Linked DNA regions of Homo sapiens: region 1 is linked to region 2. The links are chromatin contacts, found by Hi-C or POLR2A ChIA-PET in ENCODE. All regions are on one chromosome and are shown on one strand. Each heading gives the region's core, a stretch centred on a gene start or an enhancer-like site at or near the end of the contact. The rest is flanking DNA. Distances are from core to core; before and after follow the strand shown. Region 1 overlaps RORA (RAR related orphan receptor A). Region 2 overlaps RORA (RAR related orphan receptor A).

Evidence for each region. A loop is a pair of places that touch in the nucleus more often than their neighbours do. ChIA-PET counts read pairs that join two places held with the same protein, here RNA polymerase II (POLR2A).
Region 1: a loop to region 2 is called in a map of heart right ventricle, with 2.6 times the contacts of the local background. The contact joins two enhancer-like sites. A Hi-C loop is called at or near these places in 1 of 168 maps with a recorded cell type or tissue (heart right ventricle). POLR2A ChIA-PET finds 5 or more read pairs at or near these places in 1 of 52 experiments (H1).

Annotation. Positions count from the first base shown.
Region 1 is chr15:61,152,079-61,157,548 of GRCh38, reverse strand. The region is part of intron 1 of RORA (RAR related orphan receptor A); the gene reads left to right. Among named protein-coding and RNA genes, the nearest start is that of RORA, 74 kb to the left of the region's middle. Within about 2 kb of position 1,656, at least 10 of the 41 ENCODE cell types and tissues checked have a DNase peak (open chromatin) inside an H3K27ac peak, as active enhancers do; they include heart right ventricle, where a contact is called at or near this core.
Region 2 is chr15:60,748,572-60,754,073 of GRCh38, reverse strand. All of the region lies in intron 1 of RORA (RAR related orphan receptor A), which reads left to right. Among named protein-coding and RNA genes, the nearest start is that of RORA-AS4, 12 kb to the left of the region's middle. RefSeq lists a silencer at 2,348-2,542. Within about 2 kb of position 1,358, at least 18 of the 41 ENCODE cell types and tissues checked have a DNase peak (open chromatin) inside an H3K27ac peak, as active enhancers do; they include heart right ventricle, where a contact is called at or near this core.

The DNA.
Region 1 (5,470 bases), core at 407-2,906, 400 kb before region 2:
CTGGGTACAAACGGCTGTGAGGATCAAATATATTGTATCTGTGTAGTGCAAATACCTAGCTGAGTCCAGTATTTTAAACTTTATAAATGTAGTTTCATATTCACTATATCACTTAGTTTACACAAATAACCCATTAACTTTAAAAGGTATTTTTTAACATTTTATGTTTAGCTGAAACTCAGAAGAGTTAACCTACCTCCCTACCATCACACAGCTAGTTGGGTGTCATGCCCAACACAGAGGTCTCTGGATTGAAAGTTCCTTTCAATATTCATGATGTTGCCTACATTTATGCCAAAAGGGCTATTTTTATTTCCCTAAGAGGTGTCAAAACTTAATGGTTCAGAGGATATAATCTATTCTCACTTGGTCAAAATACTTGGTTTTGGTCATTCTTTTTTCATCCTGCGAACATTTACTAAGTACCTACCATGTGCCGTGTGCTACCTTAATTAAATATTCTGTTTCAGATTTACTACATGTACCATGCAGGGTTGTTTGGTTTTCTGAAGCTTGGAAAAGGATAAATTATACTCTACCTTGAAAATATGTTGATCAAACTATTGTTTGGCTGATTTAGAAGGAACTGGAGGCTCTGGCAGTACCCAGGTTCTTCAAGATGAACATCCTTCTCACCATTCATTACAAAAGATAGATGGTATTGGGCTGAATCTGCACTGGCCATATTTTGCAACCTGGAAAATCCTTTGAAAAAGCAAATCCTTGATATGGGCCAGTACTAAGTTATAAAAGTGTGACTTTGACAAATTTATTAACCTCTTTTCACCTCAGATTTAACATCTCTTATAACATGGGGGAGTCTGGAGAAGACGTCAAGTTTTAAGGGTCTTTCTGTTTCCAAGCCTTTGCTGTATTTCATCTTTATACCCTAAAGGATGGCTCTTATAATGCTGTAGCTTCCAGAACTTTCCTCCTTCTCAGAGTGCTTCTACCTCCTAGGGTCTCAGGCTTCCTGTTTGCTTTTCACTCCCACAGATTCCTGCTGGGCTGTTCTCTGGCGCCATCTCTCCAGGTCTCTGGGGAAGGTAATGGAGAGTTGCTGAGAAGACTTGATGGAACTGGCTCTTCCAGGAGCTATTTTATGACTCATGTACTGTAGGGGTGCCGGCCTGTGGGGGCAGAAAGGAAACTGCTTGTTTCTTCTTTTCTGATTAAAAGAAACAACTCAAGGAACCGACTATCTCAGGCAGCCTCCTTTTCCACACTATTGGACCATTTGCAAAAATTATAACACAAACAAAAAATCTAGAATCATACTAAAATGGCAACAGGAACAGATTTTAACATATCTTAATACATATCTTCAAACTTTTCCCCCCTTGTTTTCCTCTCTTTTCCTCTGCTTTATGCTCTTAAAAAAAAGAAAGAGAAGTGACAAGGAACTGGCTTCTCACCCAGTAAAGAGTAGGAACAGTCCTTTGGCTTTTGAGCAGATCATGAGATTTTTTTTTTCTTCTGCAAAATTTCAGGGACTATCTTCCAGAAAAGTCATGTGCAAGGAGAGTGAATGGTTACAGCTGGATTAACACCCAGCCTGTTGGGTTCTGAGACGTCAACGGTGTCTTCTCTGTATAATCCCGTTTTCCAGAACACAAAGTCCAGAGTGCCCGTGTGTGCATTCCTGCCTTGGCTGGGTTGAAACGCGGGGTCTCCTTCCACCTGGAGTGTGGCAAGGAGAAAGCTGTGGTTCTGAGGTATCTGAATCCTTGGATCTGGGCCTGGTGATTCACCAGCTTTGCTGTTTGTAAACACATCATCAGCCTTTGTCAAGTTTCTTCTGTGGTTGGGTAATTAATGTTATTGGAGGAAACTATTATTTTTTTTCCCCTCACAGCTGAAGATGAGACAGAATTTGTCAGGCATCATAGACAAGTGTATTATTTTGCTTAATCTTTCCCATTGATCGGTCTCTGTTGCCTGATAGCCCAAGGAATCTTCCAAAGATCTTCCCATGGCTGCGGCCACAACTCCCCAAACAGCTAGGGCGTATTTAAAAAGGGAAAACCGGGCAACTCTTCTAGCTTTGTTCATTAACCTTCTGTTTTCCTCACACTGTTTTTTCCTTCTCAAAATATAAACCCCTTTGGTGCTTTCTCTTGAGTTGGATTTGGCTAGTTTCAAGATTTAAGATTTATATGCCTGAAGATGTATTTCTTCTATCTTTTCTTTAGCTATAGAAAATCACCTTAAATTTATTTATTTAGTATTTATTTGAAGGTTAATGGAATTTTATTTTTAATTATTTTTGAAGTAACATGCTGATATTCATCTTTTTAAATTAATTTTTAATAGGTGACACATAATGTACATATTTACGGGACACAGTGTGATGTTTTAATGCATGTATACATTGTATAATGATCAAGCTGGGATAATTACCATGTCCATCACCTTAAACATTTGTCATTTCTTTGTGGTGACAACATTTAAAATCTTCTTGCTGTCTTGAAATATACCAAGTGCCAGTCACATTGTTATTCACTACAGTCACCATACTGTATATTAGAACTCCACAATGTATTTGTCCTGTCTAACTGTAACTTTCTTCGAACATCTGGATCCGGGAACGTGATAATCTCTGCATCTGTGCCCAAAGAAATACTCCTTGCCCGGGTGACCTCCCTTTCACAATGCGAGAGGCAGAACCATTGTTTTTCCCATTTCTCAGCCCACTCTCTATTCTTGAGCCAGCCGACGGTGTCAGTGTGTATTTTTTGCCACAACTGCCCTAATAACATTTCCATGTGGAACACACACTCACACTGAGGCAAAGACACAATGGGTACCCTAGCTCTAAGACCACCATTTTCCTTCCCACTTGATGAAACATACCAGAATGCAGGGCTGGGAGAGGGACTTGACTGTATGATAACCTTGAATCTCCTGTAATTTACGAAGTAAAGTTTAATTATTTTGAAACTTTAAAATTTGTACTACTCTTAGCAACAAATGGCTCATGACCCATCTGGATGACAGGTCACGTAGATCTGTGACCTGTCTGTGACTGAGAATCACTTGTTTCCACTACAGAGATTTTTCCAAGGATCTCTTGCCCGGAAGCTCAGTTGGTAATGGAGTGCTGTGGCTCACAGTTCTTAGTAATTGTATTTTTCACCTTGAAAGCCAGGGCATTAGAAAGGCTTATGGCTCTGAGAGTTAGTGTGAACTGCTTGGTCTACCAGCAGTTCGCTGATGGTCTCAGGGAAGTCTGGTATGTAAATATTGAATCAGCCTACCTGTGGGTCCTTCCTATCTTGGCCTTTACTTTTGTACCCCTTTTCATCCCACAAATAGGAAATGCCAAGAAAAAGAATGTCAGTCAAAGACCCCAAAGAGTAATGTTGTTGGTGGGGAGGAATGCCTTCAAAATGAGATGTGGATTTGGGGAGGTTAAAGGGTGAACTGGGCATGAGAAAAGGGGTGAGTTAAAGACCTGGTATTGGAAAGTGAAGGAGAAATATAGAAAGGATTTGGCTAGGAAGTGCAGGATATAAGGGTTTGAGATTCACTAATCAAGCAGAACCACCTGCTTCGTGTCTATAAGCTGTGTGAGCCCACTGCAGGCAAGGTGTCTAAATGGCTAGAAGTGGCTTGGCCTTACCAAATCTGTTTCTTGATAGGAGATCAATAAATGCTAGCTAGCATGAATGATAATGGCTGCGTCCTGTTCCGGCCTGGGCCTCCATGTCATTGTGTGCCCTTGCATAACAACTTTGCTCCTGAGGGTTCTTAGCAATTGAAGGGTTCTTAGCAATTGTGCATGAAACCCACAATCCAAAATACACAAGGTCATTATTGATGCATGTAGCAATAGAGAAGAGTCATGGAGTTTTAGAGCCGGAAGAACATTTACAGCTGATCATGCCCAAATCCCCTCATGCAAATCAATTAACAAAAATTATATAGCCAAACATTCAAGTCGATGCCCTGTAATTAGTAACTGGAGTTTGAGGTACTCAACAAGGTAATAAAGCCCGTTAACAGCCATCAGACCCACTGAGTCTCTCTGGCACTATGAGTGGGTTAGCAGCTGCTCACTGGATGCAGCTGTTGAAAGGAAGAAAATTCTCTCTCTCTGAATGTGTTGGGCTCTGTCCAGCCTGTGCCATTCACACTCCCATGTCCTTTCTTAGTAATAATTAGTAAAATTTCCCTCACTGGTTTTGGAGTTGGAGGAGAATCAAAACATTGAGGGATAAACCATCCCACCCCACTTAGGTATACATGGTGTAGCCTTAATTGAACCAGATATTTACTAAAAATGGGTTCATCTTGCCATTCCTGCAGGTTAAGGGCGAACTCCTGGACATGACATTGAGACCAGCTCCTTGGGGCTCCAACCTGCCTTTCCGGAATCCTCTCCTTCCAATCCCTACCTAGTGCTGCAGGCTCCAGGGCTTCTTGTGGATGTCCAACCCTCTGTGTACTCTCGTGACTTTTTTTCTGATAGGATTATCAATCAGGACACCTTTTCCCCCTTAGTTGACCTGGTACACACCTACCCACCCTTCAAAGGCCAGTTCAATTGTGACTTGTCTTCCTCTAAAATGTGAAGAACATTGATCACCCCTCTGTCCACAATGCTTTGTCCGTACCTCCATGAAAGTAGCTCTTCAGTGAGCTACATTTAAAGGAGTAGCAGCCTGTCCACAGTGCTTTGTCCAGACCTGCATTATTCTGTAGGGAGTTGCTTATTTATCTACAAGTGCTTGCATCTTAGGTTCTTGATTTTCTCCCAGCTTAACCTAAAGCCTGGCATGATGTAGTTACCTAATAAATATCTTTGAGTCTGTGGATGGATGGATGCTTAGAGAGATGTCCTAAAAAGTTGCTTTCCAGGCTTCATTTTTATATAAATGTGAGCTCTATAAGGGCAGAAAGATCTCTTGTTCACTAAATGCCCCGGCACCTAGAATGGTACTTAGCACACAAAAGGATTTAGTACATATTTGTTGAATGAATAAGTGAAACACAATAGAATATTTTTTCTAGATTTGAACTATATTTAACAATATAATATTTACATATAATATTTTATAATATATATGATTATGTAACATTTAAATATAAATATATGATATTTAACTATAAATATTACTTTTGCTCATAAACATGTTTGATTTGGAAGGAAACATCTATTAGATCTGTAATGACTCTTTTCCTCACAGTGAATGGGCATGTTTTTTCATATTCCTCGGGACTGCTTGCTTATTCCACTTCCTTCTAGTAGCTTCTTTTCATTGATAGCTGGGCAGGAACTCAACTATTTCTCCAGTTTAGGAGTTGGGGAAGCTTTAAGAGAATGTGAGTTTTAGGTGTTGACTTCAGAAAAACGTTCATTTAAAATATGTGTTTATAACATTTGCTTTCCTGCCACTGCCTTTCCGGGTTTATGATTCTCCACCAGGATATTTGGTGGAATTTGTATTTGTTTGTTTTTTGTTTTTAG
Region 2 (5,502 bases), core at 109-2,608:
TGAAAACATCATCCTTATTCAGACTCATTGAGAGGAGGTTGAGGAAGAAGAGCAAGTGAGTAGCCACGGACCAGTGTTCCGGGTCTGGGTCAAGGGCCTTGGCCAGTTGCTTAATGTTGGTCTCTTCATCTGTCCAGTGGGAGTAATAATACTTGCTCCACATGTATCGTGATGCTGTTACAAGGATCAAACGGGATAATAGAAGTGGATTTGCTTTAAAAAGAATCAAGTGCTGTAATCACTGGACTAAAGCAATAGAAATTCATGCATTTGTGATGTCTGTCTAGTATATGAACAGCTTGTGCAAACACACTTAAAGTAGTTCCTTGTATTTGCAGAGTGCTTCAGAGCTTGTCAGGTTCCAAAAAATATAAAGGGATATAGCATGGCTTTATATTCTGAAAACCTAGGTTTGGATTTCAATCTCATTGCTTCCTAGTGTGATTTGGCGTAGTGTTATTTAACACATCTGGGCTCAATTTCCTCATCTGTAAAATAGACAGAGATACCTACGCATGCATGGTGGTTGTGAAATTCACATGTGATAAGGGATGAAGGGTGGAGAGGTCAGTGCCTGCCCATGCAGGCCCTCAGAGCACACTGGCTGTTTTTATTTCCCTGTTCCGCTAGGACATAAGCTCCTAGGGCTGACCACGTCCATTGGTATTCCCAGTTACCAGCAGAGTTCCTGAGACAGAATTGGTGTTCGATAAATACTTGTTGAATGGATGGATTAACAGAATGAACGGATGGGTGAACACCCACCCTGTAACAGAGATGAAAGACGGTAATATCTGCTATCTTGGGTAAGAAAACCAAGGCTCAGAGAGTTGAAGTAACTGTTGAAGGTTCGTGTCAGAACTAAACTGCGAGTAGGACTTAAAGGGGTCCCTTTTCTACGCCATCCACGTGCTGCTCCCTGTTCTGAACCTCTAACCTTTGGTGGAATCATGGGCTACAGTTTTCTGAGCTGTTATTGTCATATCTTTTAGAAAACCAGAAGCAATAATATTTGCCTCTGCTTTATTTTTCTGGACTTTTGTTCAGGGCTCACAGAGTAAAAAAATTCAAGTCAACTTTTACATTCTTCTTGTTGTTTTGAAAAGGGGCCAAAAAGCAAAGCAAAGAAACATAAGCAAAATCTCAAATATCTTTGGTTTTGACAGTCCCTGGATGGCTGGACATAGCCCCAGGAAAATGAATCTAATCTGCACTGAAAGGTACAGTTTGTTTCTTTCTCCCACAGACAGACGGAAATGTGTGTTTGGGAGGCTGATTCATCCAATGGCCCCTGCACCAGGCCTGGGACCAGCGCTATTCATTATTTGCTCTGTTCCTCTTTCGTTTACAAGGTCAGAGTCGATGTTTTGGTTGTTTTCCCAGCAGTGCTCTACTGACCGACTTCGCTCTAATCCCTTGATGTCACTTAAATAAACTCGAGGCGGGTGGGGGTGGGGGGAGCAATTTGAGAACTCCAATGATTTCCTACCGCTGTTGTTCTCGGCGGCAAATTAATTTGATGCTGTTATGTAAGTGTAATCATCCTCTCTAATCACATCACAGGATTGGGAACTGCCAGAAATAACAGAAGGGAACATTGGAGATATCAAAGGGGAGCCACTAAAATAGATTGTTTATTTAGGTACCAAATTGAAACGCTATTATTGGGAGATGGAAAACAACCGTCGCCACACTTTCCTTTCACACGTCCCTGCGCTTTACATACTGTATTTGTCAGGATGCATCAGCCAGAAGGAAAAGGAAAGAGGAAATCAGAGCTTCCATTTGTGCCATCGGGAAGGAAATGGGGAAAGTCAGAGGTGTCTGAGCGTCAATGGGCTTTTGTTGGTGCGCAAAATTTTGGTTGTGATTACTGCTCTAAGACGCTTCTCTCTGCCTGATGTTCTTTCCTGATGTCTGCCCTCTCTCTTCTTTATTCTTTCCCATACTAGCCCATTGCCTTCTCCCTCCCCATTTTTTTTTTAGCAAGTCAAAGAAGACTCAGCCTAGCTCGGATGATCCTTCTCCACCTCCTTATTGATGGCCCTTCTCTCAAGTGATGGGGACCCTGGAGATAGGTTAAATGCATACAGCTTCCCTATCTCCTCACACATGTTGTCGGATCTCTTCCCAAACTCTTCTGCTTCTACCTAGACATGGAGTCATAGGGGTGAGAAATAAAGTCCCATCCTTACTTGGAGTGTTTTACAGAGTGGTCTATGCAGTTTTGGTAGAGGAGCTTAGAGGCCTGTTTTTGTTCCTCAGCTCTGTTCCTCCTCCCTGGGCAGATTGTTTACTGTTTCTGAGCCTCAGTTTCTTCATCTATAAGAAGGGATAGCGACACCAAGCTCAACCTGGTGCCGAGAGGATGCAGGAAGGTAACACCTGTGAAAGCCAGGCCCGCAGTGGTCAAGAAAGCAGGTGCTGGAGTCAGAGTCTGCAGTCAGAATTTGGGATCTGGGCCCCAGCACTACCACTCAGCTGCCCAGGACCTTGGTCAAGGTACTTATCTCTTTACACCTCAACATCATTTGTAAAGTGGGATAAAGAAAATACTGATCAAAATAGCCTGAGGGTTAAATAAACATGCATATTTTCAATGATTGGCATAGCGCCTGGTCTACTAAATGCTAGCTTATCGTCATTATTATTATTCTCATTGTTATTATTTATTGTTGTAATAGCAAAGCTTAATTAAATAATAATGATACTAATGATGGTGATCCGTTTCCTGCTAGTCCCACTTCTTATTCCCACCACTGATCTTCACGCAACTGCCAATTCCTCCTGATGTTATTTGCCATAAGTAATCAATACATGACAACAGGGTTAGAATCACTGTTGAAGGAGGCAGAACAAAGTGAACCATGGACAGGTTGTAGAGAGAGATGCCCCGCCATGGGGAGGGAAAGGACATTCAGCTGAAGGCTCTTAGGAGACATACTCCTTAGGGCCTCTGACTGTGGGCTGTCCCTGTTCTCCTGGTCTCCCAGGCCCTCTGCACTGTCTTGGATTCTGCTCCCCACCTGCCTTTCTTCCCTGCTCTCCTCACTGCCTGCCTGAAAATGCCTTCTGCCAGCCAAGTCCTCACAGTGGAGTGAAATAATCCTTTTACCGTGGGGTAACGAGAGGGACATCCAACCTGGAGTTGGAACTAAGGTGCTTGAATCCTTCCCTGCCCTTCGCCCCTCAGATGACTGTGTTTATGGACCTAGGTGGCTTTGTCTATGAAGCATGCATGGCACAGTGCCAGCCAATTCCCTCTTTCTGAAGCAACTGCTAGAATACTGAATACCTTCCCTGAAGGTAAAATACAAATATTTTTTAAGTGAAAAATGAAAATACATTTCTGAAACTGTTTTCTACATGCTGATCACAAAAGGGAATAGATTACTATCCATGGTCCTCTTTTGCTCTTTTTCCTCTAATCTAATCTCAGTTTGATGTCCTCTCTCCTTGAAAGATTATATACATAGAGAGCCTAATTATTAGGCTGCCCAAAACAGCTGCTATACCTGGACAGAACGCTCACTGAGGTTTGGTCACCAGACTCAGACAAGGTTGAACACGGTAGCATCTGGGACAAAAATATGCTTGCAAAAATATATTGAAACTGAAATTTTAAAAGGGATTCTTTCTCTGCTTCTGTTTTCTAAAGAAAATTATCTGCACAATTGTTCTCTGTATGTCACTTCATTTGACATGAACTTTTCAAACTGCAGGTTTTAGCTAGCTAGTTTATGCCTAAAACAAAGGAAATACTGATTGAGGAGACCAGTGGCATGGTGGAGAGTGAGTCCTTTCTCAGCTGTAGATATGACCTGGGTCTCCTAGGCTTTGGAGTCAGACTTTGGCTATGCCACTTTCTGGCTGTATGGCTTTGGGCAAATTACTTAACCTTTTTGAACCTCCATTTCCTCAACTGTAAATTGGAGCTGATAATAGTATCCATCTGTAGGGATGTAGTGAAGATAATATGAAATAATAAATGAAAAATACTTGGCACATAGAAAGGTTTTGATTAATATTAGCTATATTGTTTTTAAGACAGAGTCTTGCTCTGTTTGCCAGGCTGGCGTGCACTGGTGTACTCATGGCTCACCGCAGCCTCGACATTCCAGACTCAAGCAATTCTTCCACCTCAGCCTCCTGAGTAGCTGGGACTACAGGCGCACACTACCACGTCAGACTAATTTTTTGTAATTTGTAGTAGAGACGGGGTCTCACTATGTTGTCCAGGCTGATCTTGAACTCCTGGGCTCAAGCAATCCTCCTGCCTCGGCCTTCCAAAATGTTGGGATTACAGGTATGAGCCACCGCACCCAGCCCTAATATTAGCTATTATCGTTATTGTTTTTGTTATTTAGATTTAGATCTTTAGGTGCCTAAAATCAGGGAACAGAGTTTCTCTCCATCATATCCCCTGGTAAAAGGAGACAGTGTCTAAGTGTGCTAACAGACAGCCTGCAACATTTACCTGGGCAATTCTGGTTTGCATTTACTTTTTCCCACAAAGTTTAGTCCATTAATGTAAGGGTTACTTAAATTGATCATCAACTTATTCTCCCTCTCTTAGCTAGTGTAAATTAATCTCCTAAAATAGCTAAAACAGTTCAATATTTGACTACATATCATAACTCACCACCATAGAATATTAGTTAGAAAAAAATAAGCATTTACAGAAATCCCATTAATTTACATTTCATCCCTGCTTAGAGCAATTTGCAGTAATTCAATCTGGATCAGGCTACGTTAAGTTTTACATCTATGTTTTAGAGAAATAATTTACTGGAAGAATTAATGGTGCAAGTGAGATTGTAAGGGATGTACTAAACTTTTAAAGACAGTAAATATTTTTATAACAATAATAGTCTGTATGAAATTAAAATTTGTAATTTATAGGTGGATGTTGTTCAATGAAGGCATAGAGCCATGTTTCTCAAAATTCCATCCAAGAGAGAATAGGGGGAAAGACCACTGCTCATAAACTACACCCCACGACTTCTGAATCAGGATCCCTGGGGATGGACTCTAGGAATGTGCATTTTAACAAGCTCCCGGGGTGATTCTTATATTTACTAAAATTTATAATTATCTATTATACAAAATATTGACAATCACTTATACATTGATTAAGGTAACCGGGAAACTCCTTCACAGCTATCTAGAGTTCCTCCGTGTACTGGAAAACACTCGAGCTTCCTCTTTTAAAAATATTCTAGAATACAAACACTCCCACTAGTGCAGACTGATCTCCCCCTTAAACAGGGAGGTGTTGCTGAAACATACCCCAACTTCCCGTTATCAATGCCATGCTTCCTGCATTATAACCCTGTAATGGAAATCCATACTGCCTAAAAATTAGGGTGGTAAGAGTGGGATTCAAAGAAACCAGGCTGAGACCTGGGAGGCCTAGAAGGAGAACCAGGATAGAACTGAACAAGGACTCAGTTACTGAACCAGGAGCTGTGTTGGTCATAAGGTCATAAGGTCAGGAACCTA